Regions from separate parts of the Mus musculus genome. Here all the other regions are linked to region 2. Evidence: chromatin loops called from intact Hi-C (ENCODE). Cell type or tissue: left cerebral cortex. All regions are shown on one strand.

The links. Hi-C counts contacts between places; a loop is a spot of excess contacts. Peaks named below come from ENCODE experiments on the same cell type or tissue, not always from the same donor. Only the 100,000 strongest peaks of a DNase experiment are listed, where the experiment ranks them.
Region 1: a loop joins it to region 2, with 11 times the contacts of the local background. A loop is called at or near these places in 18 of 42 quality-filtered maps.
Region 3: it touches region 2 in a loop (6-fold over the local background); 6 of 42 quality-filtered maps call a loop at or near these places.
Region 4: a loop joins it to region 2, with 6 times the contacts of the local background. A loop is called at or near these places in 2 of 42 quality-filtered maps.
Region 5: it touches region 2 in a loop (2.7-fold over the local background); 2 of 42 quality-filtered maps call a loop at or near these places.
Region 6: it touches region 2 in a loop (7-fold over the local background); 17 of 42 quality-filtered maps call a loop at or near these places.
Region 7: a loop joins it to region 2, with 3.0 times the contacts of the local background. A loop is called at or near these places in 2 of 42 quality-filtered maps.

Annotation. Positions count from the first base shown.
Region 1 is chr7:64,163,371-64,167,370 of GRCm38, forward strand. All of the region lies in intron 1 of Trpm1 (transient receptor potential cation channel, subfamily M, member 1), which reads left to right. Among named protein-coding and RNA genes, the nearest start is that of Trpm1, 12 kb to the left of the region's middle. In left cerebral cortex, a CTCF peak has its summit at 1,686 (motif pointing right); DNase peaks (open chromatin) are centred at 1,740, 3,509 and 3,925.
Region 2 is chr7:64,740,123-64,744,122 of GRCm38, forward strand. It overlaps Apba2 (amyloid beta (A4) precursor protein-binding, family A, member 2), which reads left to right. Exons shown (of 15, transcript NM_001291166.1): 11 at 3,138-3,317. Among named protein-coding and RNA genes, the nearest start is that of Nsmce3, 130 kb to the right of the region's middle. In left cerebral cortex, a CTCF peak has its summit at 1,985 (motif pointing left); DNase peaks (open chromatin) are centred at 931, 1,763, 1,942, 2,288 and 1 more place; H3K27ac peaks cover 3,333 bases.
Region 3 is chr7:64,390,163-64,394,162 of GRCm38, forward strand. Mphosph10 (M-phase phosphoprotein 10 (U3 small nucleolar ribonucleoprotein)) reads right to left here and starts at 2,074. Exons shown (of 11, transcript NM_026483.2): 1 at 1,944-2,074. The coding sequence starts at 2,032. Mcee (methylmalonyl CoA epimerase) reads left to right here and starts at 2,460. Exons shown (of 3, transcript NM_028626.2): 1 at 2,460-2,681. The coding sequence starts at 2,636. In left cerebral cortex, a CTCF peak has its summit at 2,100; DNase peaks (open chromatin) are centred at 1,577, 2,203, 2,450 and 3,052; H3K4me3 peaks cover 2,641 bases; H3K27ac peaks cover 1,846 bases.
Region 4 is chr7:64,347,499-64,351,498 of GRCm38, forward strand. Fan1 (FANCD2/FANCI-associated nuclease 1) reads right to left here. Exons shown (of 14, transcript NM_177893.4): 11 at 2,537-2,640; 12 at 1,819-2,013; 13 at 1,350-1,478. Among named protein-coding and RNA genes, the nearest start is that of Fan1, 25 kb to the right of the region's middle. In left cerebral cortex, a CTCF peak has its summit at 2,044; DNase peaks (open chromatin) are centred at 785, 2,104 and 3,788; H3K27ac peaks cover 1,751 bases.
Region 5 is chr7:64,563,542-64,567,541 of GRCm38, forward strand. All of the region lies in intron 2 of Apba2 (amyloid beta (A4) precursor protein-binding, family A, member 2), which reads left to right. Among named protein-coding and RNA genes, the nearest start is that of Apba2, 63 kb to the left of the region's middle. In left cerebral cortex, no CTCF peak of the experiment used is centred here; DNase peaks (open chromatin) are centred at 1,538, 3,225 and 3,488; H3K27ac peaks cover 3,375 bases.
Region 6 is chr7:64,500,080-64,504,079 of GRCm38, forward strand. It overlaps Apba2 (amyloid beta (A4) precursor protein-binding, family A, member 2), which reads left to right and starts at 2,059. Exons shown (of 15, transcript NM_001291166.1): 1 at 2,059-2,174. In left cerebral cortex, a CTCF peak has its summit at 1,540 (motif pointing right); DNase peaks (open chromatin) are centred at 1,598, 1,970, 2,740 and 3,767; H3K4me3 peaks cover 3,009 bases; H3K27ac peaks cover 3,166 bases.
Region 7 is chr7:64,372,095-64,376,094 of GRCm38, forward strand. Fan1 (FANCD2/FANCI-associated nuclease 1) reads right to left here and starts at 1,962. Exons shown (of 14, transcript NM_177893.4): 1 at 1,841-1,962; 2 at 167-1,660. The coding sequence starts at 1,409. In left cerebral cortex, CTCF peaks have their summits at 1,973 and 3,092 (motif pointing left); a DNase peak (open chromatin) is centred at 1,945; H3K4me3 peaks cover 1,210 bases; H3K27ac peaks cover 1,108 bases.

The sequences.
Region 1 (4,000 bases), 580 kb before region 2:
CTGCCAGCATGACTGAGCATCAAGCCAGGAGGATGTGCTCTGAGGTCAGCAGAGCCATGCGAAGGGATCATCACATCTGCTTGGGGAGAGGAGATTCCTAAGCAAAGAAGTCTAGGGGCCATTACAGAGAGGGCAGGAGAAAGCACAGGTACCCAGAGTGCTGGGTCCTCGGCTTAACGATCAAGAGTCCCACATCCCCAAGCCATGGGTGCCGAGTGCTGGCTGGGTCCAAGCATAATCTCCTAATGGCCCAGGCAGGCGCACAGCATCTGGTGGGGCCTAATGCCCTGGGAATATCTGCTTTCATGTGATTAAAGGCTGTCGATAAGACTTTGATCCCGGAAAAGCAGGCCCTGCCGATGAACCCAGCTCCCATCACTTTGTGATGCTGGGAGTCAGGAGTCATTTCCGTGAAGAGGTGAGAATGGAGCTCATGGGCAGCTCAGAGAGACAAGGGGAGACGGGGGAGCCAAGCCTGGTGTCGAAGATGTAAAAGCAGCCAGGGACAAAGGGTTCTTACTCCTAGGAACCTAGCTCACTGGCCCCAACTCCACATCCCTGGGGCTTAGATGAAGTCCCTGGAATGATTCCCACTCACCAGTAGCCATGTAGTGAATGCTCTACCAACACATGATCTATAACTGTTTCTCTCTGCTCTAGCTCACCTCATCTTCCTATCCTGGCCAAGCAAACAGCTGTTGGTGCAAAAGGCCAGCTGCCAGGCAGGCACAGGTGCAGGTCCTTTCAACTCTGGGTCCTAAGATGGTGGCCTAGGGCCCAGGCAGCCCTGTGGCTCCAAAAAGGACCTTTATCTAGACCTGCAGGGAAATCATACTAATGTGCCATTAACCTTTATGTTCACAGGTTTGAATGTAAGAATTTAAACAGACTCTTTTTTCTTATTGCTGTCGCCTAAACAGTACAGGATAACATGGTTTGTGTGATAGTTAGGGATAAGGCTGGAGCTCCATGACTTAGTATGTGGGATGACCTGGGTTCAAGACCTAGCACTGCCAAAATACATGTATGTGCATCTTCATCAAATATGTACACAGAGCAAGTAAGCTCTTGTAAATATTCTATGTCATCAAGCTATGTCTTAAAGGATGCACATAGGTTCTGTGCGCACACAACCTCATCTTGTCCAAGGGCCTTGAGCCCTTGCCGATTTTCTAGACCTTGGAGTCCTGTGACCAGTCACCCTTGGGTACTTAAGAATAATTGTATCCCCCAAATACACACTTGCTGAAGATGAGGCCCCATGCCGTGACATGGAGGAGTACGGGCTGGGGTGCCAAACCCACACACACGATAGCAAAGGCTCCAGGAGCCCACAGAGCATGTGGAAAGAGCTCTGTTAGGGTACGTTGTGGGTGCCACAACGCACTGTCCAGAGTTTTCTGAGCCATGGTGAGGTACCAATGTCCCCCAGAGCCACCATAGACCTCTGGAGCTCTCTACAGCAGGCACGGAATGTGTTTTAGCATTATCCTTCTTAATGCCTTTCACTCTCCTATGGCTTTCCACCCCTACTTATAAAACCCCTAGGACTAAATGGGATTGCTTTGTGCAAGTTCAAATTGACATTGTGCAGGTCGGTATTTTGACTGAAAAAAAAAAAAAAAGAGCAGCAATTTGAAAAATAACTTTTATAGAAGCAAACCACAGCTAGGGGTCAGATTGGCTCTGAAGACAGCCAGCTGAGGGCAGCAGAGCGCTGAGCTGGCAGAGTAGGGCTCAGCAGTAAGGAGAGAAAGGTGGGCCATTGAAGGGAGGTGAAGGGTGCCAGGTCTCCTGGCTGGACAGGCTGACCAGCTGGCACAAGCTGGGGTACTGTTGTTGCTAGAAAAACAGCGGCTCAAGGGTTCCTAGCCCTCCTGCCAAGCCTCTATGGCAGGAGACACCCTACACTCAGGAAGTCTCCTGAACTGGCCCAGGGTAGACAGGCCGCTCAGCCAGTCAAGGTTCATGAGTCACTTGCTTGGATACTTGCTTGTGACAGAGGGACTTTGTCAGAGGTTTGGCTGGAATCATCTCCACCCCGCAAGACCTAGAGGAGGCCACCACCTCAACTGCAGGCAAGCCTTTGGCACTTGGTGGACTCCCTTGGGTTTGGCACTGGTGGAATTTTCATCAGAGATCTGCTGTAACATTTGTTGGCTGGACCGCAAAACAATAGGTGTGCTTCCTTGTTTTAATTTTTTTTTTCAAAAATTTTAAGACAGCAGTAGAATATGGAACTGGATTCAGGGCCACTCCAAGTACAGAACCCTATAGGACAGCATACTTCAGCTGCCCATCTGATGATACCATTGGCCTGATTTAAGCCCAGAGCCTGCTTGGGTTTTGAGTAATGCATAGGTGGTGTCTTAGGGTCTTGATTGCTGTGAAAAAGCACTATGGCCAAAGCAACTTGGGGAGGAAAGGGTTGATTTTGCTTACACTTCCACATCACTGTTCATCTTTGAAAGCACTCAAGGCAGGAACTTGGCGGCAAGGGCCGATACAGAGGCCATAGAGGAGTGCTGCCTACTGGCTGGTTCTCCATCACTTAAGCAACCATGCCAGGGTGATCCCACCTACTGTGGGCTGGGCCCACACACATCAATCACTAATTAAGAAAATGCCCTACAGGCTCGCATTAGCCAGATCACATGGAGGCATTTTCTCAATTGGGGCTCCCTCCTCTCAGATGACTCTTGCTTGACATAAAACTAGCCAGCATAGCTGGCTTCATGGTTCTCAGATAGAGAACTCAGTTCTTCTTCCCCCCATTGAGGAATGAGATGGATTCCTGGCACATACCCCACCAGCTGTTGAGGCCACCTGGTAGCAAAAGCTCCCTTTAACATTTAAACCACTTTAGCTTGTATCCCAGGAGGCCCAGACGCCTGATAACTGTGCTTTCTAATCCCACAACCGCTACTTGTTCTGAGAACCACTGGTGCACATGACTTCTCCTGGGGAGCCTATTTCAGTTTCCACAGAAAGAGGCAGCAACAACAGGCCAGAGTAATAATTCCAGCTAATCTCAGCCTGGTAAACCGCTGAATTTCTTGGGGTCACTTGCAGAAGCACAGGTGAGTCAGACAACTTTAAAAAGAAATGCCTGCCCAACATAGGTGAGGGCTCACAAAGGTGCACCCCTAAAGTCCTTGCATGACTTGCAGGCAACAGCCCTAAAGAGTCTCCTAGCCATCAGAAACTGTCCACTGCTGTTGTAACTTCACTGAGGGCCTCAGAGATAGGGCTTTTTGTGAGTTTGGTGTGCATCCCAGCACACCAGAGAGATGCATTTCAGTCAAAAGGAAGAAGCTACACATCGCCCTCCACTCCCTCTCTCGGACGTGGTCGAGAGGCTCCACCTCACTAGCCCACCCCTTTTGTGGCAACCCCCTGCCTGCCAACAGGCAGTTGTAGGAGGTCTAGTTGTGTAGGCTCAGGAATAACAGCAAACTAAAGCTGTCCTGAGATGCCCTCAGCTGCCTGTCTGTCCTCAGCTGTCACAGAGCTCTGCCTGCTGTCATTTCCTCTGCACACCCCACCCCAAGTCCTTTCTCTTGCAGAACTGTTGGCCTTCATTCAGAATTTCCTTGTCTGAATCTTGCCTTCCCCAGAAATTCAGGCCTTTAAGATGATTTCTACAGAGAGGTACCAGCTCAGTGGGAGAGCACTTGTCCTAGTTCTGATTCCTAGCACACACACACACACACACAGGGTGGGGAGGGGGGGGGGAGAGGGAGAGAGAACTGCAGCCAGGTAGGTGGCAGTTGCACAAGGCGATCCTCATGTGACAGACTCAGAAATGCACATGTAATGACTTCCACAGAGGACTGTGAACTACACTCTGCAGTGTACCCTTTGAGATTTTCAAGAAACTGCCCAGAAACCCAAGGAAACAGGAAAATGCTGGGACTCAACTTGGGGCATTCACATACCTTTGGAGAAATGCAGATATTCGCACCCTTCCCACCAGCCTCTGCAGCTGTGAAGGTGACGA
Region 2 (4,000 bases):
CTTAAATGAAGTTCATCTTTGCCTAAGTTTTCTGTTATTAAAATGCACATGCTTGCTTGCCAAGGTTGCATGGAAAGATGCACCTGTTCCGAGACTGGGTGGGCTCTGCCTTTGCTGTGTCATCTTGCCATATAACATTGTTATGATGTAAAAAGTTACAACATGGTTTTTCTTTTTCTTTTAATTTAAATATCATGGATCCACTAAGAGATCCTAGGGTTGTAGAAGCCTGTAATCATAGGTCCTCAGAAGCTGAGGTAGTGGGATCATGTCTGCCAGACAGAACTGCCAAGAGAAAGAGGAGGAGGAGGAGGAAGAGAAGGAGAGGAAGGAGGAAGAAAGGAAGGAAGGAAAGAAAGAATAAAGAAAATAAATATTTGTTTCTAATAACAGAAACAAAACTAGAGGTGACCTTTGGGGTGGGGTGGGGTGGGGTAGGGTGTGACACTCCAGCATCTTGATTGAGGCCCTTGAAGGCTGACCTTCCTCAAGCCTTCCTGAAAGACTGCAGTTGGGCTGTTATCTTTTCTCTGTTGACCTATTCCTTCTGTGAAGAGGCCATCCCAAGCTTTTGTCAATGGTGGCAATATTGTGACATCAGGAATCACCCAAGGGGCCAAGGCATGCTTGGTCACCGAAGGACTCACAAACGTCAGTGTAGGATCCATACATTTCACGATCTGAAACCCAGGAGGGAATCTTCATCTGAAAGCAAGGTTCAAAGCAGTGTGTGAGGACCGTGTTCCTTATTTTCTAAGGCATCAGTGGAAAGTGCTTTGGAGCAAGGGGTGTTTTATACAGACCAGTATTTCTGTATAGCCCTACCAGACGGTGCACAGTCTTACACTTCCCACCATTGCATGGAGATCTGTGGACAGACAGGCAGGCATGTTTTTATGGCTGGGAGTTTGGGGATGTCTCCGAGCGCCAGTGTGGTGAGTGTCGAGTGATAGGGAGAGCGAGCAAGAGTCATCAAGTAAGGCTCACGTGCAGACTGTGGAGGAGCCAAGCATGTGAGGAGCCCTGGTTCAGCTGGTGCAGACATCTTTGGGACTCAGTGAAGGTAGAACCCAAGTTACATAGACGTGAAGGAGTGAGAGAAAAGTGTTCCATCAATGTCAGGTACCCGGAGCAGCTGCTGAGAGAGAGGACATGATGGTAGCCTGTCCTGCTGTGTCCTGGGTAGCCCTCTGCAAGGCAGAACTCAGTGCTCTAGGGATAAAGGAAGAGTGGATGTTGCTATGGAGGTGACAGAGCCAGGAAGAGTAATGCTAGGCATGACCTCTTCCCACCTGCAGGAGGCCACCAGGCACCAAGGCTCCTGCACCTACCCCTCGGGCCATATGGGGTCTTTAGCAGCCTGTGCCCACAGGCCTGGCTGTGAGCTGGAACAGGCAAGAGACGCCTGTTGGATGGGCTGGCATTGTGCCTTAGCTAGTGAATTGGCTTTGAATTGGCTCCTGTTCTGGCAGGAGGGAACCAAGGACACAAGGGCAAGGGGCAGGGTGGGAAGGCAGTGGGGGGAGGGGAGATGTGGGGACAGTAAGGGCAGGTGGGAGACAGTAAGGGGAGGTAGGGACAAAAGGGGAAAGCAGAGACAGCAGGAAGTACAAACTCCATGGATTGTTCTTGAAGAGGGTGATCATTCTAATGTGTTAGCTGACTTAAGTCTCGGGGCATTTCCATAGGGAGAGGAGGAGGAGGCATAATATTGCAAGAAGAGGAGGTAGGAGGATGGGAGGTGGGAAGAACCCAGTCTGGAGCTTTCATGGTGAAGACGTCTGATGCAGTCATTCCGCCCTTCCCAGGTGGAGACACAGGGTTTGGAGGCTGGGGCACTGAGATATCAGTTAGGGCAGCCCCTCCAATCTGTGGTTCTTCTCTAAGACCTTCCCTCCTTTGTGGTTTCCAAAGTCACCACTTTGCAGGTTTACTACTGAGAGACCCTCAAATGCTGCTTTCCTTATCTGAGCCAACAGCGCCACCTAGTGGTTGATGGGCCACCACATCCACCCGCTGCTAGCATGCAGATGTGGGAACAGTGAGAGCATTGCGGCATCCTTTCTCTGAGCTGTTCAGGTCTGATTTGGGCAGGCAGTTCAACCTAGAATCAGTCCATATTTAAAGCAAGCCCTCTACCTCATGCTAAGATGTGATCCAGCCCAGCTTAATTTTAGATGAGCTTACTCATTTAAAAGCACCTAAATCACATATTGTGCAGAGGGAGAAAAGAATTGAAGCCAGCCCCTTTGTTCTCAAAACATACTGAACCAAGGTTTTCAGGGTTACCTGGCAGAGGCCCCTCAATGGCCGGTGTGTGGGAGGAGGGACATAAGGAGGACTTGGACTGGGTGGGGCTTACACAGCAGGGAGGTTGGGGCAAGGGAGGGGGATGTTGGTTTTCCTATGCACTGAGAGTTTCCACACCTTCCTGAGGCTGCACAGCTTGGAGCATGCTTGATGTGGTTAAGGAGATGTCCACCTTAGAGCCTGCCTCCCACTGTCCCATTTACACTGCAGGCAGGAAGGCCCTGCTATCTCTTATCAGTGTCCAGGCCTCCGTAGGCTTCTTTCTGCTGGCATAGAAAGAAGTAATGTCCCCAGTGGCGTGGAGTCTGCTCTGGGTCCCAGGTCCTGTAACCCTCAGCTTGCACACCGTCTCATATCATAGCAATGTAGTACACGCACTCGTCTCCTTATGTTTAGGTTTTGTACTTCTGGGGGGATAAAACAGACAGCTAACCATGTATGTGATACTTCTGGGGTTGGAGTGGGGCCTCAGTTCTGTTTTTTGGGTCTTTTTTTTTTTTTAGAATAAAATAGGTAAAAATAAGAATACATTACAGTTTCTAATTAAAGCAAGAAAGTCTGATATTTAGCAAGCACCATTTTCTGTGATTTTACAAAAACCTTGCTTTGTCCCAGTGTCTGGACATGAAGTAGCAGGGACAGCAGAGAGGCTCATCATGGTGGCCTGAGGCGGGGTGTAAGTGGCAGACAGCTTTCTGCCAGCCTAGAGCTCACAGTCACTCCCTCAGTCTTTTAAGTCCAAACGAGGACCCCTATGAAGGTTTATGGACCCCTAGTGGAGCCTGTGTCCGTGCTTTGGTCTAGCATGCCTTTCTTCCTTCCCACAGGCCCAGCTGATCGCCCAGTCCATTGGGCAGGCCTTCAGCGTGGCTTACCAGGAGTTCCTGAGGGCCAATGGCATCAACCCCGAAGACCTGAGCCAGAAGGAATATAGCGACATCATAAATACCCAAGAGATGTATAATGACGACCTCATCCACTTCTCAAACTCAGAGAACTGCAAGGAGGTAAGCCACATCGGCTGGGGCCTCCAAAACTTTCTCTGCTCGACTTTGCCCTCCAAAATGAACCCTCTCGGAGATGGGCTAGGCAGCTGGGATGTGGGGGCTATCTCAGTGCCTCCCCATCTCAGCTCACCAGGCAAAGATGAGAGCAAGGCTTCCTTCCTCACACCAGTGTGTCCAGCACAGGGACCCTCGGGGCATGCCTTGGTACTGCCTTGGAGGTATGCACTTAGATATGAGATGAGATACTTGCTACAGAGACAAAGATTTCAATCAGTCTTAGTAACCCTGAAAATGTGCCTTTTAATGTTGTTGTCTCCATCCACTGGGCTCAGCACTAGGAGATATTTCTGCAAAGCTCGTGGGAGGCATCTTTAAAATAGGGAGCTTGGGTGCGTCGGCAGGGAAGTTCTGAAATTGCCGGTTGCAGAGGCCCTAGCCGATCCTAGAAGCTTTCCCTGGGGGCTTTGGAATGAATGAATGTGCTCATAGGGGAACTAGTGAATGAATGCTTTTGTGTGTCTATGAGGGTGAGTGAATGAATTATCCTGGATTCTTGTTGAGTGCGTGCCCAATCCTGGCTTCTTGGATGGGTGGCAGATAGCTTTCTAATCAGGCAAAGAAAATTTATTTCAGGATGAGAGTAAGGGCAAGATCGTGGAGTAGACACCAGAGGGCATCTTCTG
Region 3 (4,000 bases), 350 kb before region 2:
TATACACAATAGCATCAAGCATTTTTAAATAAAAGAAAAAGACATATCGTATTTGCAAATTAAAATGTAAATGAAGCATCAATTTTAAGTACAGACTCTAGTTCCCAACAGTACCCTGCTGATGAGCCAGACCGTAAAAACTAAAAACCTGACTTTGCTGTATATACTGAAGCTTACGCATCTACTTGCCTGGAGATACCCAGGAAGTCAGCCTTAAATCCTCAAATCTGCATCATACATACTCCTCACCTATTAGTCGTTTGGCAAGTGATTCCCACCTGGCTTTAAGCTTGAGAAAAATTATCTAAGGATATGATATCTGAAATGGGATTGAGACCTACAGGTAAAATAGAGTATCCTGTACAGATGTGGAAACACATAACTCTGGTTTTCAGACAATGTGAAGAACAGAAAGACCAAGACAGCTGTAGTGTGACTGAGGAGGCAGAGTGTACGGCTGAGGTTATAGAAGCTGGGGGGGGGGGGGTGGCAAGACAGAAACCACGCAGAGTTCTAAGACAGGAACACTTTAAGCGTAATGAGAACAGAGTTGCAGGCTGAAGTTTGAAATGATAATTTACAATGTGGAAACAAAAAGCACGATAGAGTTGAGTTGTTAGAAAGCTGATGAAGCATCGCAAAGGATTTTTATGTTGGAGACGCAGTCAGTATGACAACTAGGAATCAGTGTCTAAATATAGCGTAGGCAGGATGCTAAAGGGGATAGAGAAAATAGGACAGAGAAAAATGAAAGCATCAAGGAAGCAGACTAGCTGAATCTAAATAAATGAAATGATAGAACTGCCTTTTCGTGGGGCCGTAAACGTAATGGAAACAGGGAAATGACTTCAGGGGAGAGAAGAGTACAGGAGGGGGTAAGGAGCTCTATTTTGGACACAATGAGTCTGTGATACTGTTGCTAAGATTTTCATTATAAGTCAGAGTCATACGCAAACTTTATATGCCCCAGTACAGGGGAATGCCAGGGCCAAAAAATGGGGAATGGGTGGGTAGGGAAGTAGTGGGGAGGGTATGGGGGACTTTTGGGATAGCATTCTAAATGTAACTGAGGAAAATACGTAATAATAAAAAATATTTAAAAAATAATAAGTCAGAGTCATAATTTTACAGAACTTAATCAAAGTGCTGGGAAGAAAGAAGTCTCTCCTATTTTTTTTAAATTTATTTTTCTTTCCTACAAAGCATCCCAATTGCAGCCTCTTCTCCCTCCTCACCTCCTCCAGATCCACAGTACTCCTCCGTTTCTCTTCAGAAAAAGTAGGCTTCCAGAGATATCAACCAAACACAACCCCTCATTTCAAGGCAATCCGGCAGGGGTACAAGAGCTCCAAGAGCCTACTGCCACTGCTACAAGTTCCACAAAAATCCCAAGCTTAACAATCACAATATATATGCAGAGGACCCAGCGCTAACCAGCGCAGGCTCCTTGATAGCCAGTAAAGTCTCTGTGGGCCCCTCCCTGAGCCCTGGTTAGTGGATTCTGTGGGCCATGTTCTTGTGGTGTCCTGGGACCCCTATGGCTCCTACAGTCACCCCTCCTCCCTCTTCTGCGGGCTTCTCCGAGCTTCGTCTACTGTCTGGCTGTGGGTCTCCACCACAAGTCATGAAAATGCATTGACAAGCAACAAGTACGTACTTTCAGTGTGTATTTTGGGGACAAATTCAGAAAGCATATTCCGCCCTCAATGAGCCTCTCTGGACGCGAATAACTGGGCTTAGTGCAATAGCCCACAACTAGGAAATCTGCACCGAGCCGCTTTTACTTTTAGCATTTTGACAGGCCAACGGAGCAAAAACTGTCTGAAGTTGGGGCTAAGCGACCTGTACTTTCCCTTCCTGGCTTTCAGAAGTTGCCATATGCTGGCCCGCCCAGCACCGGTGAGATGCGCGCTGCTCTCTCCCAGACCTGGATCTGTACTTACGTGAGGAAACACTCCGGTCGGTTGGTGGCTTTCCTGATTTCCCTCAGACACCGTTCCAGAGTCTGTCGACGAAACACGCGAGGCGCCATAGCTACACACTACGGCACCACGCGAGTGCTGCGAGCCGGCCGGCCGGCCGGAAGCAGTACGCCAAACACACGCCTTATGCAACCTGAAGCTCAGAGCCTAAAGTTCCGCCACACACAGGTTCCGGCCTATAGCCGCAAACACTTCTATTGGGCATGCGTAGGGGTGGGGCAGACCACCGAAAAGAGCCATTGGTCATCTCAAGCGCCTTGGCACTTTCTCCAAATGTTTTGTATTTCTAAGACCACAGTGGTGTCGCGTGATTGCTTTCTGCTTTTGCATTCGATACAATAAGTATTTTAATGTAACGAAAAAGAAGGTCGCTTCACGCCGCACCCGCCACTCCCCCGCTCGTCCCGCCGTCAGTCAAGCTCCGCGTCTCGTGACCCCGCCCCAGGTCTCACGCCCCGCCCCTTGCTCGCCCAGCTCTCTTCAGCGGTCTAGCTCCCTGAAGGGTATTGGGCACCCCGGACTCGCGCCCCGTCCCTGCCCCGTTTCCACGCCCACTTCAGCTTTGACACGCCCCGGGCCTCAGTCCCCGCCCCCTGCCCACTCTCCCAGTTGTCTCTGCCCTAGGTCGCTGTGCAAGCCTGTAGCTTCTGGACATGAGGCGTGTAGTGAAGGCCGCCGCGTTGGCTGCGGGCGCTACAGGTGAATACGGGGCACCATCAGGGGCTCCGGGTGCGGGGCACGCTGGACGGGAGGCCGCGGGTGGCCAAGGCCTGGGTCTGAAGTGTTGGGCTCCCGGAGCTGCACTCTCTTAGCACGGGAGTTCCTTATTGTCCTCTGTGCACAGGGGTTGCCCTTGGCAAACGTGGACCAAACAGGTAATCTGCCTAGGAACACAGCAAGTCAGGACTTGCAGTAAATCTAGAGGGGACTTGAGTTATTTATTATATGTGTGCTCTAAGAGATAGGAGAAAAGAGCAAAGTGGCGAGTCCTGAAAGTGACTCCAAGCCTGTTTTACACACGTACCACACTAAATGTTTTCATCTGACATGAGCAGGAAAGGAACAAGCGGAAGGATTTGTAAGTTCCTTGAATTCTTTCGACCTCCATCTCTTTTATCGATAAGCAGAATCTTGGTGACAGATGCCCAACTTTCCCGCCTGTCTCACTTTCTCTTCCATTTTCTTCTTTCTTCATGATGGCAGTTACTACCCTCAGTCTGAGATTGTCTACCTGGAAGAAAATATACGGCAGTATGGTTCCAGAGTTACTCTGCTACAATTGTGACAAATCCATTAGCTAGCATGCTTAAAGGGTGTTAGGCGAATGAACTGGAAGGCCTGGAGAGTTCTGTCTGCTCACCTGTGGAAACTAGTCATCTTTCCAAGTCTGCTCTTAGGTTGAATTTGGTTTTTGTGGAACCCTCTAGCCTTTCCAGTCAATCACAAAATTCCTCGTCTGCATTAACAAACAAGTCTCCAAGGCAAAGTCATGGGCCACAAACACCCCACCCCCCCACCCCCCCACCCCCGCGCAAAAAAAATAAATAAATAAAGCTGGGCATGGTGGCGCACACCTTTAATCACAGAGGCAGTGGTAGGTGGATTTCTGAGTTCGAGGCCAGCCTGGTCTACAAAGTGAGTTCCAGGACAGCCAGGGCTATACAGAGAAACCCTGTCCAAAAACAAAAACAAAAACACCTTAGTACTGTGTGTATGTATATTGTAGCAAAAGCCAGAGCACAAAAGTGAAAATGATTTTCTGATTAACAGTTAATGCTGGAGTTTTGCTAATACTCCCTGTTGTATATATGCCGGGTCAAATATAAGCCACCTTCTTAGCTCACTCATCATACGTTGGGTTTTTTGTTTGTTTGTTTGTTTGTTTTTTTGTAAATATCTACTAAAGCAGAATCACTCCTCTCTTAGCAAGCTCTCTCTCAGAAATTAGGCATTACTCGTCAGACATACTAATGATACTAAAGACTGAGAATCTGGGCTGAGACTGTAGCTGAGATGCT
Region 4 (4,000 bases), 390 kb before region 2:
TGGGAACCTGGACATAGAAACTGATGCAGAGGCCATGGAGGGGCGCTGCTTACAGACTGCTCTCATGGCTTGCTCAGCCTGCTTTCTTCAAGAACCCAGGACCACAAGGGGTCACAATCATCCTGTAATGCTAACATGCAGGAAGTGAGGATGGGGTTCCCAGAGCAAGCTGCCTAACTAGCTAGACAAGCTAAACTGCTGAGCATGTGGTTCTCTTAACAGACCCTGCCTTGACATATATGCTGGAAAGGCATCAAGGAAGAAACCCAGTGTCAAACTCAAGCCTCCATAGGCATACTCACCCGAACACATATGTACCCACATACATACATGTGAGCACCCCTCCCCCCAACACACATAAGACTCAATTATATGCTTCTTGGCTTGGAGAAATGCTTCAGTCAGTAAAGTGCTTGCTTTTCAGATCTTATTCTGGGTACCATGGGGGACCGCTTAGTCAGGCTCACCAGCCAGAGGCAGCTCACCTCTGACCTGGAAGCTTACATAAATGAGAGTAAGTGGACCTTGGCAAGGAGGAGGCTGTTCTTTCAAGGTCACAGTGTTAGATTCTGTCTGATACCAGAAAAAAAGCCAGTGTGGGAAACTTGGCATTCATGGAGATCTTATGCCCAAACCTACAGGGCAAACATTTCAGCAATAAAGAAGCCAGGAAGTTAGGTAACTTTTATAGCTAAACATTAAGGGAGAAACAGAAGCCCAGGCCAAAGAATATATAAATTCAGTTCTTCACTCAGTAACTCTGGAGTTCTACTGCATGAGGAACAAAAATATTCTCAGCAGAGGCAGCACCAATGGCACCAACAGTCAGCTACTCCCCAACAAAACAAAAAACCCACATCCCGGGCAGACAGAAGAAAGACCTAAACAGATCACAAAATATATAAAATGTAAACACAGGACTTTTAGAACAAAACATAAGAAAACCTCTTCGTGGTTTCAGATCAGATATCTCACACCAAAGGTATGATCCACTAAAGAACACTGAATTTAATCAAAATTTAAAACTCTGGTCATCAAAAGATACTATGGTAATAAAAAGATAAATCAGACTAGGATGAAATCTGAGTCAGAAAAAGGGGAGAGAAGGGAAGGAAGGAGGGGCAAGTGTGCCTCGCAGCTAGTGGCTTGTTCTAGTAACAGAATGTTGTACTGGTCGACTATCACCTCCATGATGGGCTGACATGAGACTGCCTGTCTTGCTTGCACCCCAGCTCCTCAGCCTGGTGGCTATCAAGGAATTTGATCCTTCCAACAGTCAGAAGAAAATGTCCAGCACGTGAACTGTGACATAGCTGCTGCTGAAATTACAAATGGTGTTCTCTACTGACCTTGCAATGGTGGCTCTGAGAATTCCACACCACCAAGTCTGGGAGGCCCCCTCGGCAGTGCCGAAAGTCAGCAGCCAGGCGCCTGCACACACCACTGAGGACAGGACCCCCGAGGCAGGAGACAAGATCCTAAGCACGATACAAGAGCAGAGTTAGCCACCTTGAGGACAGAAACACCAAGATGGGCTTGAGCGGCCATCAGAGGACACCAGTACAATTCAACAAACACGGGCCCCAGGAACCCCAGAAGTAGCTCTGCTGCCGACCAGGCTCCAGAGAGGCTAGCAGAAGCCCATAGGCAAGCTCTCCGTGGTCAGTTACCAACCTCTGCCTGGTGCGGGCATCCTGTGGCACATCTGACGAAGAGGGAGTGTGACTCAGCACTCAGGAGTGATGAGACCTTCTACAATTGCCAGAGTGCAGCCAGCACTGTGAAGGGATGACTGACCACATCGCGGGAAAGTAGTACCTGAGCTTGCTGTAGGGAGGTGAAGCGGTCCCAGCTGACCAGAGAGGCCACTCTGCCTTGCTGGGCCTGCCATGCTTCGCCCACCCAGGCCCGCAGGCTCTCAGCAGGGGCGCTGTGGATCAGCTGCAGCCTGGCTTCCAGGGCCTGCTCCCTGCTTGCGAAGAAGCTGTCCGTGAGCAAATCCAGTGGGGATGCCTGTGTGGAAGAGAAAGGGAACTTTCCTAACATGCCTGGGGAGGGCGCTTAAAAACAGGGGATGCTGGAGTTCCAGGAGATCTGGAAGCTGGCCAATTGGCTGACACATTTTTTTCCCCCTCAGAAGAGATGAGTTAAAATTATCAGACTCAAGGAATCTTAGCCTGGGTTTTTAGTGATTGTTTTTGCCCTGAGTGGAATTGGTTGAGCTCCATCCGGTGCTGGTGGGACTGTGTGTGAGAGCGCTTGGTTGGATGCTGGCATGAGGCCAGGTGCCCAGCTCAGGGTTCTCGGTGCTTGAGTCAAATGTAATACTGAAGGGAAACTAGGCTTGGGGTTAAGATCTACTAGTTCCTGTTTAAAAACAAAAGGTTTTTTTTCCAATGCAATTAGTACTACTGAGGGTAAAGCCCAAAGATGACCAAATGCCAGGCTGCTGCTGGCTTGAGACCCTGGTGCAGAGGAAGGCGTGAGGCACAGGCATACAGAGGAGAGGCCCTGGCACGATGGTGTTAGGAGTTACCTGGTAGGCATTTCTGAAGACGTCTGGTATTCCATCCATGAAGATGATATCCCACAGCAGGAGGCCACACAGGGTGCTGAAGGTGGACCCTTCTCCATGAATCCCTACAGCAGCGCCACAGGAGGAGAAAAACACCTGCTTTATCTGGTTGTTTAAGAAAATTGTGATGCCAACCAAAGAGTACACATGGAGGGACTCACGGCTCCAGCCGCATAAGCAGCAGAGGATGGCCTAGTCGGTCATCAATGGGAGGAGAGGCCCTTGGTCCTGTGAAGGCTCTATGCCCCAGGGTAGGGGAATGCCAGGGCCAGGAAGTGGGAGTGGGTGGGTTGTTGAGCAGGGGGAGAGGGGAGAAGATAGGGGGTTTTCAGAGGGGAAACCAGGAGTGGGGATAACATTTGAAATGTAAATAAAGAAAATATCTAATAGTAATAATAAAAAAGAATATCATGATGACCTAATGTAAATTTTTCTCTTTCAGGGAAAGAACTGAGATATTAGAATGTCTGAAAGACATGCTACTTCCAGCTTGCTCTTCACACTATATTCTTTGCACATAGAAGCTTTATTTAAGGAGAAAACTTCAAATGGGCATTGGAAGGTCACAGAGCAGTGGTTCTCAATAAGCAGGCTCTGGCACAGGCCTCTGGCAACCTACAAGAAATGATTCCCGAAGAGGGAATGACAAAAGGCCAGGCATTTGAGAGAGCCCCGCAGCCTCAGGTTTACCCAACACTCTTTCCATTCACAGGGCTCACCATTCATAAAGCCAATTTGGCCTGATGAGGTTACTACGGTGTTGCTGATATGCAAGGCTTCTACGGAAACCGTCATCTGTAAAGACCACCTAGTTCTGGTGCCTCCTCGTGCTGAAGACACAATCACCAGGAGACATCCTCATTGAACAGCTGGGTCCTAGGCCACTGCAAGGCAGCAGCACGGTGTGGAGAGAGGAAGGTCCTGGTATAAACTTCAGACCTGTGTCCCCGAGTGCTGCTTTATCAAGCTCCTCTCTCTAAGCTGGGTGTCTCTGCACAGCCACAAACAGCCCAGCAAAGGAAGACAGCTATGTGGTCATCTTTCCGCCTTCCTATCATGCTCACACTGGCAGCAAAGCTCCCAGGGAGCACAGGGGAGAAAGCAACGTGGGAGTCAAATGCTGGCACACTGGTCCTCCTGCCAACCGGGAGGCTGTGGCTGTAGCCTGTGGCTGTGTTCTATCCTGAACTCCAGAGCTGTGCAGGGCCTTGTTTGTTCCCTCCTAGTTCTGGCTCCCTTCCCTGTGGCCTGTTTCCATGGTACAAAAGGATGCAGTGAACAGGGCTTGCTCAGCCTGGCTGAAACAAGCCCTCCAGCTACCAAGAGCATTCACATCAAGGTACCAGGCTCTGGCCTGCCGGGAAGAAAGCTAGCTGGACCTAACTTCCAGGTTTCCATCCCTGTGTGAATAACGCTCCATCACTG
Region 5 (4,000 bases), 180 kb before region 2:
CAGCGTTTGGAGGCTGATTATGGGATGGATCCCTGGATATGGTAGTCTCTAGATGTGGATCTGTGTTCTTTACTTGACTCCATTTTCTGTCTTGTCACCTATTCCCAAACGAGTTCCAGAGCACAGAATTTCCACTGAAGATTGGCTCTTATCTGTACATTTATATGAGGGTCTGACAAGCTCTCGATGAAAGTACCCTGAGTGCCAACCAACAGGTCCAAGACTCGTGGTCTGCTAATTGGAGGGTTTCTCCTGTGGTTGATGGCTTTGGTGAACTTGACTGCTCGGTGTTTCCAGTATGGTTTCTCTTTGGAATTCATGTGTTGGATGACTGAGCCTCAGTCTGATGTCTATGAGGGGAGGGACTCTAGCCAGCCTGAACATGGCAAGCATGGCTCTGGCAGGCCTTGCCCTTCATCCCATTTCCTCTGCCTTGCAAAAAACCATTAAATTACATTTCTAAAGCTAGCCACTAAGGTCCATTCCTTATTTGGCAATTCCCTCCTCCTGAGGCTGACTACCAAGGTCAGCTATCAAAGTATTGTAGTCCAGCAATCAAAAGCCCCCTTTGACTCACCTAATTAACATGCAGAATCAAAATTAAACATCTCATTCTAACACGGGGCTTCCCAATTTGCTTTTATAAACTGTCATTTGCCTATGCGCCACCTCTTTCTCCTCTCTATCCAGAGGGAGTCCTTTGTCCCCACCCTGGACAAACACTCTTTCCCCTCTCCCTTATTCCCTTCCCCTTCTCTCTCATCCTCTATCTCCCATCTTCCTCTCTTATTCCCTGCTCTCTGTCCCTCTGGAGAAAATAAATTCCTTTTTGCCAAGAACTTGGTCTTGGGTTATCCTGAGCGAATGCTGGTTGCTTCAGTGAGAGATGGTGGAACTTAAGAGGTGGGGCTTACTGGGAGGATATCACATAATTGGAACATGTGCTTAGAAGGTATTAATGTCATTTTCATGGTACTCTACATAGTTCTTGTGACAGTGGCTGCTGTAAAGTAACTACCTGATATGTGTGGCCTCATCTGCATGCAGCTCTTTCCTTTGCTCTACCTTGTTCTGATGCTGTCAGTGGTGTACTTATCTGAGGTTGGAAGATAGATCCCCCAGCCATGGACTTTATGCTTCTAAACTTACGATCTTAATAAACCTCCTTTTTCTATAAAGTACACACTCCCAGGTACTAAGAGAGCCTGTGGGTGAGAGGTTCTCAGAGGTTCTCAGCCGGTCTCAGGGAGGAGAAGAATTAGCCTACAATCACCATTCCAGATGCAGGGCTATAGTAGCTGGCTTCTCACTAGGCACGTTGATCTGTGTGCCCTGTGGTGGTGCTGAAGCCAGGGTCCCTCTGTAGCCTTCCAGGCAGCCTGGTTGCCATAGGAGAAGGTGGCTTTTCTATGGTTGCTTCTGGATTTTGGGCTCTTACCCTCTCACTGTATGCTCCCGCCCACCCTGTCCACAGTCCCACTGCCTTGCTTTGGGGATTGGAGCGTGGGGTGCCCACTCATCCAGAGAAGCAAGCTCTCCCAGATTCCCACATCTTGTTGATTTAGTTCTCACAAACAGATTTGAAGTGCTTGCCATCTGCTCTCCTCTTAATTATTTTTCCCAGTTCCACAGAGAGAGGAGGAAGGACATCTCCCTAAAGTCCAGATCACACCAAGGAAGTGTGGCTCTGCCGCCCACCGTGGCTGAGGAGCACAGCTGCCGTCCCTGAGCACAGGAAACCGGAGCATGAGGCCAGCCCTTCTGCCTATGTGGGCCATGCCCCTGCCTGTTGCCCAGCTCCAATGCAGGGACCTCTGGGCTTCAGCAGCATCCTCCCGCAGATCCCTGTATCCTGCTCAGCCAGTGGCAGAGACTAGGGAGAGCTCTGTGCTTCTGGCCAGGACTGGGTCAGTCCCTGTGAATACCTTGCCTATGTGGAGTTTTGTGCTAGTGGATGCCAGGTTGAGAGCTTTATTGGGGAAGCATTAGTGTCTCCTGCTAGTGCTTCCCCAGGGCCATGGCTGTCATTATCTGATGCTGTTTTGCACCTTCTATTGTGTCACATTTATTATCCACTATGCTGGATACTAAAGGAGCCTCAAGCAGCATCCCCACCCCACAGTGTCTCGACACATGCCCTGTAGGCACACACATCCCCGACTAGGGAAGTCAGATGGGTTTTGGAGCTTTCTGGTATGAAATGAGAGTCTTAGCTTCTTCCAGCTCAGGGAAATGGTGTCCAGTGGTATGGTAGATGATTGCAGAGACCCCAAGTCTCCTCCCTAGCTAGAGCCTGCTTTGTCCTGGAAAGCAGTGTGTGTGTGTGTGTGTGTGTGTGTGTGTGTGTGTGTGTGTGTCCCTCCCCTCCTTAACTGTATCCCTTCTTGTCATCAGACCTGCACCTGATCTTGCTTATAGATGAGGCTGAGGGTGTGGTATCTGTAGAAAAGGCAGTCTGGCTCCTGATGTCCATGCTGTTATTTTTAGTATCCAGCAGGTGTTTAATTCTTGCTTCTTTTGGGGGAGACACCCTAGAGATGATCCTGCTGAGAACATATTGAGCCTGATATTCATGCTTGCTGTGTCCCCCCTAGATCCCTCGGAAGCCTCTTGGCTGGCTTTTTGAGATGCTTAGAAGAACTCTGTGTCCACAGTCTTTCTAGACAGGGGCTCTTTAACCATGCAGGATATGGCTGGGTGCTACCTCTCTAGAGGTTTAGGAGTGGCCCATGAGACACTGGGGACTTAGCAATTGTCAGGTACCTCTAGAAGTCTGACTCAGGAGGCAAAGCAAAGCCCCTGTCTCCCCCCCTGGGCCACCTATCTCCTTGCAAGTCTCTGGACCAGGACATTGGGAATGCAGGCTCTTTGGTGCTTATTGCCTCTGCTGGCCAGGTTATCATCATGGGCCACACTGACCACTGTGTCCCACCACATGGCCTCCCAGGAGAACTGTCTGAGCTGTCTATTCTGTAACTCCTAGTCCCCAAGGAGGCCCACAAATGGGAGGTTATGCACATCTACAACCTGTCCCTTATTTCTCTGGGGAAGGGCTCATAGGGTGACCTGGCATTCCTGTCCCACGTCTAGAACCTCATTTTATCACTATTGAAAGCTGTAGTCACCAGCCCTTCTGGGATGGCTTTCTCTCTCTCAGCATGTGGCTGGAGAGGCAGCCTAGCATCACTTTGTGGAGGTGGCACAAAATGTCACTTCTAGATTCACTGCTGGGCTTGCTAGGCTCAGGAGCCGTTCCTCCTCGGTGGGCCCGGAGGGTTCTTTCAGTTCAGCAGAGTGTCTGTGGGTTAACCAGGGTGTTGCCTGCATCTGGCTCAGGGATGCGAACGTTTTTATTTCTGTTGGAATTAACAGCAATTTAAAATAACGGCATCACTCTTAGCTCTATGTATTTGGAATCTTATTTGCATCATTGCAAGTATGTATTTTGGGAAGTTGTGTTTAAATGCACAGATGCTCACATAGAGGAAGTCTCCGTGGGAGAGTTTCTGTGCTGGCAAAGGGGCTTCTGGGACAGGTCTGAAGCAGCTGGCCCTTCCCTGCCTGACTCCCAGGTCTCAGCATAGCAGTAGGAGGCAGCCATGGAATCCAGCCTCCTTTCCCTGGTTAGCAGTCAGCGCTTGCTCATCCTTAGCACCCAGGGTGATCTGCGGGTACCTGAGGCCACTGACAGTGCTACCTGCACATCTTCGGAGTGAGGTACACATTAGGCACAGTGGGAGACTAACGATAACGAATAACCAATCATTACTATAGTTCATTCATAATCTCTAAGTGTTCGCTTCTGGAATCTCCCAATTGGTATTTTCAGATGGCAGCCGACTGTGAGTAGCCGAAGTTAAAAAGCAAAGTCTCTAAACAGCAGGGGCGGGGACTGTCAAGTCCCAGGAAAAAAGCCACGGATCATCTGCACCGCTGATAAGGGATGAGGGTGACAGTCTTTGGCACAGGACATGGTGGGTGTAGGTGGGGTGGTCCCCGA
Region 6 (4,000 bases), 240 kb before region 2:
ACACACACTCATACACACACTCACACACACTCATACACACACTCACACACACACTCATACACACACACTCATACACACACACTCATACACACACACACACTCATACACACACACACACTCATACACACACACACTCATACACACACACACACACTCACATACATACACACACTCACACACACTCATATACACACACACACTCATACACACACACTCACATACATACACACACTCACACACACACTCATACACACACACACACACTCACATACACACACACTCATACACACACACACACACTCACATACATACACACACTCACACACACACACACACACACACACACACACACACACACACACACACACTCATACACACACACCCTGAAAGGGTAATAGAAGTGCTAAGAGATTAAAAGTCGTTTGTATTTCCTTTCTTGTGAGTTGCCCATTTTATTTTTTAACTTGGGCAAGGTCCAGGTAGGGAGGTGGAGTGCTTGCTAGTGTGCACAATGTCCTGTGCCCTGCAGAGCAGACAGACACATCTGGATCTCACACTTAGCAGTCAGTGCAATGGAACAGTTTTGCATTTAGAGCTGAGCTGAACTTTTTGTCAGGGGGGTCAATAGAATATTTAAGGTGATGGACAACAAGCAAGAAGGAATGGTCAGCTCTAGGAGGAGGAAGAATGGCTCTAGGGTGGACCTATTTGGTCCCTGAGCTGCCAGAGCTGCTCTGCTATTGACTGGTGAGGTAGGGGTGGGGGGTGGGGTAATGGAGGGTGAAAGAGAGGGAGGCAGACAGGTCCCAGGCCTAGGAGGTCCTTACTAGGTCTGCCCCTGTATTCAGTTTTTCTCCAGGCCCTTCTCGGGGTCACCTCTGTCACTGTGGGCATCAGGAAGTTCTTTTCTCACCCCACTCACCCTCCTCTTCCTTTGGTGACATTCCTCTGATCTTCTGCCACCTGGCCTTCATCTCAGGCTAGGACTGAAGGAAGAGAGAGAGGAAGAGGGAGAACCAGGCCAATTGGAAGCATTTGGGGGCTGAAGTGGAGCCCCCCATTCCCTAAAACAGAGCACCCTGTGTGCCTTAAACCTGCAAGTTGCCACAAATGCATAGGGCTGAGTGAAAGGTCAAAGGTGACAATAAAGCCCAACGTTCAAGAATTTCAAGAGGTTTGTTTCTTACTGAGGGTAGCCAACTGGTTCTCATTGGGGGTATTAGAGGTTGGGGCCCTCTCCCTTCTGGACATCCCAGGCAACACAGGTATCAGAGACTCGGTGGTTATCAGGGACCGGGTGAGAAGACCTTGTGTGTGGTTATCAGGGACCGGGTGAGAAGACCTTGTGGCCAGAAGGCTTCTGGTGATTGACTGTGGGGAAGCAGGACAAGGCTTGCCCCTCAGGAAAGGCTTTCTGGGGCCACAATACCCTAGAGAGTCAAGGGATTCGGGCCGGCCGGGGCTCCGCATAGAGCGGAGCTGGCAGAGCAGGGCGCGGTCGCCGCAGCCCCTCAGCGCCGCACGCTCTCCGGAGCCCGCCAGGGGGCAGCGCGGCGTCAGGGGCAGGGTGCGGGCACCGGCAGCATCTCCTTCACCTGTTCTGCCTGCCCAGGACCAGACTGTTAAGGCTCCCCAACTGGCCGGTCCCAGCTCACTCCCAGGAACCTGTGTGCTCCTCAAGGGGCCACCGCGACTCGCGGAGCCTATCTCAGCCCGTATCCCAAGGACCCAGGTCCCAGGTGGGCTCGTCCGCTGTCCCCGCCGCTGTCCCCGCGCCGCACCCGGAGGCGCCGCGCTGGGCGCCGAAGCATCTTTGTCTGCGCTTTGCGCGGCCGCGCGGTCTTGAATCCCTTGATTCCCTAAGGTCTCTTTAGAAAGCGTTTCCACCCCGCGTGGCCGGGCGCAGGAGGAGCGGGGGCGGTCGGTGTGGCGGCGGATAGGGCGGTGCGGGTGCGGGTGCTCCCGGGCCGCGCCGCGTGCGCCCGGTAGAGGCGGCCCTGCGTGTCGTGCGCGGCGTCCGGGGCGCGCCCGCCGCTATCCAGCTTCCCGGGCTCATTAGCAGTCTCGGTGTGCGGCTCGGCGCGGGCTCACAAAGAGCTGCTGCGGCGCCCCGCTCTCGGCCTCGCCGACCCAGTCGGGGGCGGCGGCGCATCGCGCAACCCGCGCGGGCGCAGGTAAGTGGGGCCCGGGGCGCCAGAGTCTCCGCGGCAGCAGCCTGGGTTGCCCGGTTCCGCGTGGGGGGAGCCGGGGCGCAGTGGGGGGCGCGGATGCTGTGGTCCCAGCGCTCCCTTTCGGACCTTGTGGGGCTCTGGAGAGGCAGAGGGGCATCGTCGACAGAGCGGGCCACCGCTGGGACCGGGGGGTGCTACGGACCAGCGCCCCTCTCTCTCCGGACCCACCGGACCCTCCGAGCCACTGACCAGCGGCCGGGCGCGGCAGGGATCAGCTGGCCGCTAGGTTATCAGGGGCTTGCGAAGCGGCGGCGCGGGGCTACCTGGTGTGGCCAGAGGAGATGGTCACTCGTCTGGGTCCCCCTATTATTGCGTTGGGGGGGGGGTTGTCTAGAGGGGAGCTGCTTGGCACTGATTCCAAGTCCCGATGCTGGGCGGCAACTCGGGAGTTTGGGGTCGCTGCTGGGTTCGCTGCTTCCAGGCAACCGGTCTTTGATCTGTACCCCTCCCTCCCCTTTCCCTTTATAATGAGGCCCGGGGGAGAAACTCAGTTAAAAATTCCACACCCCGTATTCTCTGGGGGGATGCGGCGGGGACATGCCCCTTATCCTGGCTGCTTCCTCTTGGCAGGCAGAGCCCGGCAAGGGGACTTGGGTATGGAGGATGAAGGGGAACATTGATCCCAGCTTTTTTCAAGCCTTGTTTTCACAGGGAGCAGTATGGGCAGCAGGCCTCTATATGCCAAAGCTGTGGGTGAACTTCCCCTGAGTGCGGTAGGGATAGGAGCAGGTACCAGTGGGGCTCTGCAAGGGCTTGCCCTGGCTGTAGGCGCCTTAAATAAAGCCTACTAGTCTTAACTTAGAATTCAGTTATGGAAGACTTTTAATTCTTTAATATCTGTTTATTTGTATGTGACTTGACAGAGGCCAAACTTAAATTCGAATTTAAATAAAGCCAGCTCACTCAGGCCTTGTGCACGGTGAAGTTCTTAAACCTTGCTTGTTTTTCTTGGCCTTTCTTCATGTCTGAACTGATTTGTCCCGGTCCCCTTAGACCCCAAGACCCCTTCTTCCTTTATGGATATAGATTTGAGGAAGGATAGTGGTTTCGAAAACAAAGACCCGTAAGCTTTAAGGGTCCAAGTGAACAACTTTTTCTGAAGTACTGATCTGCAGGTGCCAAGAACCAATGGGCAGGCTCCCTTTGGGGCCCGGTCCCTCCAAAGAGGCAAGGATGGGGCTTTCCTGGACAGCAGCAATCTGAGGCAGGGGACTCAGGGCAGAGTGGCTGGGTGACTTTGTCCTGCACTCAGATTGCTGGGTGGTCATGGTGTGCTGCAGAGGGTCTCCTGAACTTTGGAGCTCTGGAACAGAGGGGTGAGTGACACAGACGAAGAACCTGCAGGGACTCCAAGCCACATGGAAGGGATTAGTGGGTCGTGGAACTGGCTATGAGCTGGAGGTACCAACACCTCTCCTTCCATGGCACCACCAAGTCCTTGTCCGCTTGTCCTTGGGACAGTCTCTGAGCTGGGTATAGCCATGTCCCCCCACCCCCAGCTTTTCTCATCTCTCGGGTGTCAGGCAGCAGTAGACTTACCCCACTGCTGCTTTTCCATGTCTGGGGTGCTGGGCCGCACTGAATCAGATGGTCTGTGAGTGGGTGTGAGCCTGAGTCTTTGTGCTGGAAGGGGCCGACATTGAGGACCATTCACTTCTGCTTGCCTTCTTCTTTCCCCTGTGAGGCAACCCCAGACCCAAGTGGTAGCTTGTTAACTAGTTGGCATAACACCCTTCTGTTTCTCTTCCTTCCTTCCTTCCTTCCTTCCT
Region 7 (4,000 bases), 370 kb before region 2:
CACCAGGCACAAGAACTGGTTTTAAATGGGCCTCTCCTTGACACAGAGAGCCAGCCCGCAGTACTCCCACAGTGACTCCTCGTGGTGGTCATCAGACTACTTACTGGCCCTCCCATGGCACACAAACCAGACGAGGAAGCTCTGAAAGCCAACAGGCCGAAGGTACCTGACAACTGGTAAAACCTGGTGATAATCGCCTTCTCCTGCTCATCGAAGAGCTTCATGTCCTCTTCGTTCCCAAGGAGGGCCTGCAGCACCACCAGGAAGCTCCGCAGGTAGTACGGGTGACTCAGTGCCAGTTGAGCTGTCTCACTGGGGCCACCGCAGCTGGACCCCTGCTCCAGAGGGCAGTGTAAGACACTGCCAGCTTCCCTGACAAGCTCTTGGTTGTTACTCCACGTAGTCATGTCAGACATGTCAACATCGGTAGGACCATTTGATTCTGCCTCCCCAGACACCAGCGTTTTGGCCGCAGCATCGAAAGTCATTTGTACTTCTTTGTGACTGCGCACCTCGAGCGGCTCAGCAAGCCCTACATCTGCCCTTCTGGCACTTTCTTGCTTTACAAGAGTGTCTCCCGGAGAGGATTTCGTGTTACTGACGAGAGTTGAATCTGAGGACAGTAATATGGAAGCATGCTCTGCAGATGCAGGGGTGAGGGCTGGCTCCCCGCAGGAAGCTTTCTGGCTTTCATCTCCCGTTATTTTATTGTTCTTTACCTTCTGTTCTGAAGCATTCTCTTCTTTTAGAGGTGCACATGAATAAATGTTTTCCTTTTGGGAACTGTTCAAAACCTCATCTTTGTCTTCCATCTCTGGACAGTTATCAGTCAGGCTGGTGCCAGGTGTGGACGGAGAAGTCTGTGGGCACTGACTGGCTAGTCCCTCATTCTTAGCGAGTGATTTTTTAGCGTTTAAGTATCGTCTGGACAATTTCGATGTCAGACTTCCCAAAGGCATAATTTCTACACTCTGATTTGGAAGCTCATTTTGATCTTTGGACACTAAGGCATCTTTAAAGTAGGGACTGGTCTGCTGTTGTATGCCCAGTTTTGAACCACATTGGACAGAAATTAAACTTCTCTTTGGTGGTGATAATTTCTGAGGTGTCACATTCTCTAAAGGACCACTGGGTAAATCTGATGTAGGCACAGTTGGACTCATTAATCCAGCCTGAGCAGGCTCTACTTGAACGTCATCACCAACACCGTTGTTAGCACAAGACTCATCAAGGTGCCGAATGAGGTCATACCTGGGCACCATTTTATGACAAGTTGAACATGCAAGTTTAGCAGGTGGTGCACTGTTAAAATACGAAGTAATCGAATGACACTGGCTTTTTGCAGTTTTGCTGGTAGATAAGCTTCTACGGGGTCTTTTTTGATCAGGTGATTTCCTTTGTGACGGCATGACTATTAGAGAAAGTGGGCGACCCAAGAAGAAAATCAGGTCATCTCAGGTAAGGACCGAAATGTTTTACTTTCATTCACTTGGCTTGAATTAGTAAAAACAACAACAAAAAAAAAGGGTCCCTGCTACCTCCTCATCAGTTAATACAGCGGCCACCCCAGGTGAAGGACCCTAAAGGGTTACTTTTACTCTCGCCGTGAACTAATACAAAGTGAAATAGCATTTGATGTCGTTATTCGTTCAACTTCTTCCTACAAAATAAAATACATGAGTTAAAAATATTTTTATACATTTACGGGGTCGGCCGACAACTGAAACGTAGAATGGCAACTTCTGGAACGAGAACCCTGAAGTGGATACAGATCGGAGCGGACCTGCAGCTCCGCGCATGCTCTGTGTCCCTCGCTTCGGAAGGACCAAGCTGCACTTACTTTCAGGGCCTTTCTAAGAACCGTTTGTCTTAAAAAGAGGACGCTGACTCGCTCAGACTCCCCTGAACTCACTGCAGCGGAACAGGCTGAGTCGCTCTCAAAGGGCCACAAGGCGGGCAGTCGCTCTGCGCAGCCCGGACCAGCCAGAGCAAGGCGCTACAGGCATCCCCAGCCGATCCCCGCGTCTTCGCTCCAAGGCTCAGCTAGTGGAGGACAGAGTGATCGAGCAGAAGGCGGACCAAAAGAGAAATGGAGTGTGTAGACTGAGGAAACTGTGACATGATTGTACTCTACTACCTCAAGAGCTTTACACTAAGGTAGCAGAACATTAACCGTTGTGGTGGTAATCCCTTTTTGTTTTGTTTTTTGAGTAAAGGTTTCTCTGTAGACCTACAGACTCACTCTGTAGACCAGGATCACCTCTAACTCAGAGATCATCCTGCCTGTGCCTCCAGAGTCCTGGGATTAAAGCCATGCCGTCATCTCACCCAGCATTCCTAACACAACTAAAAATTAATGAAACGCTATGATACGCTAATCATGATAAATATTTTATGATTAGTTTGACTTGACATGAAAGAAGGACCAGAGAAAGTTAGATGAACAGAGAGAAAATAAATAGAAAAACCAAATAAATCAGGTCAATAATGACAGGAAATGGTCATGATTAATATACTTTAAAGGTAAAACTAGTCCGATTAGACTTAAAATGTAGTTCCTAACTATGTGCACATACAAGAGCCTGGTATAGCAAATTGTTAAAATTTCCACAAAAATACAAACTATGTAATAGTTAAATCACTGCTAAAACTAACACCTTAAAGTGTGGGGAGATGAGATAATTACTCAAAAGTATTTATTCAGAGGAAAAAGATAAATCCTATTTTGAATAAAATTTAGGATGTTTTTGGGCGTGGTGATACACACCTTTAATGCCAGCACTTGGGAGGCAGGAGCAGGCGGATCTGAGATGGAGGGCAGCCTGGTCTACAAGGCTTCTTGTGGCTGCATAGTGTGACTCTGTCTCAGAAACAAACACCAACTTGGGGAGATTTTTAAATGTCCTATTAGTGGGGCCATAGTCAGAGAATGGCCCCCAAACTCATGTGTTAAAATATAATGGCTGGGACTGAAGAGATGGCTCAGCGGTTAAGAGCACTGACTGCTCTTCTGAAGGTCCTGAGTTCAAATCCCAGCAACCACATGGTGGCTCACAACCATCTGTTAGGAGATCTGACGCCCTCTTCTGGGGGTGTCTGCAGACAGCTACAGTGTACTTACATGTAACAGTAAATACATCTTTGGGCCGGAGCAAATGGGACTGAAGAAAGAAGAAAACGTAATGGACAAAGGGGAAAATGTTGGCGTATTTGTTGTATTACATCATTAGGTTCTCATATCTTTACCTCAGTTCCATCTCTTATTCCACCCTTCTCCCTTCCACCTCCCTAACGCTAGGTAGGAAAGAATATTAGAGGGGAAAGGAGGCATAGACTTCTATAGGCTACTTTCTGTTGCTGAGGGTCGTCCATCCTTCTTCATCAGAGTATCCAGCAGTCCAGCAAACCAGCAATTCAGCAATAGCAGATGCAACAGCAGCAGAGGCAGGAGCATGGGGAGCAGCAGCTACCACAGGCTCTCTCCGGGCTCTGGCATTTAGACCCTCTCCAGAGTCCCAGAAGTAAACTATCTGCAACTGGTAAAATCCCCCTAACCCCAACAGAAGACAGTAATATTTCACAGCTGTATATAATCTGAAGCAGCCCCGTATCCCACACCTGGGATTAAAACAAAAACATATTCATATAACCTAACTGGATTTTTAAAGAAACCAAAACTACAGGGGAAGGTGTAAGCCACACACATGAAGGTGCTGTTTTGTGAAAGAAGACACAGTAGTGGGAGAAGAAAATCAAGAAGTCAAAGCACTATGTACACAGACAGCTGGTTATGAGCAAAGCGGCAGGCTCTGGGTGCTTCTCATAGCAGGAAACACGGTGAGAAAGTGGAGAGCACCAGTGCAGGGAGAGGGTGTGGAAGCTCAGGCCTGTTTCACAACCACAAAAACCCACACGCTTTCTATTATTTGGTTTTTGTTCTTCTAGGGTCTAGTGTGATCCAAGCTGGTGTCTAACTCACTATGGAGCTAAGGAAAATCCT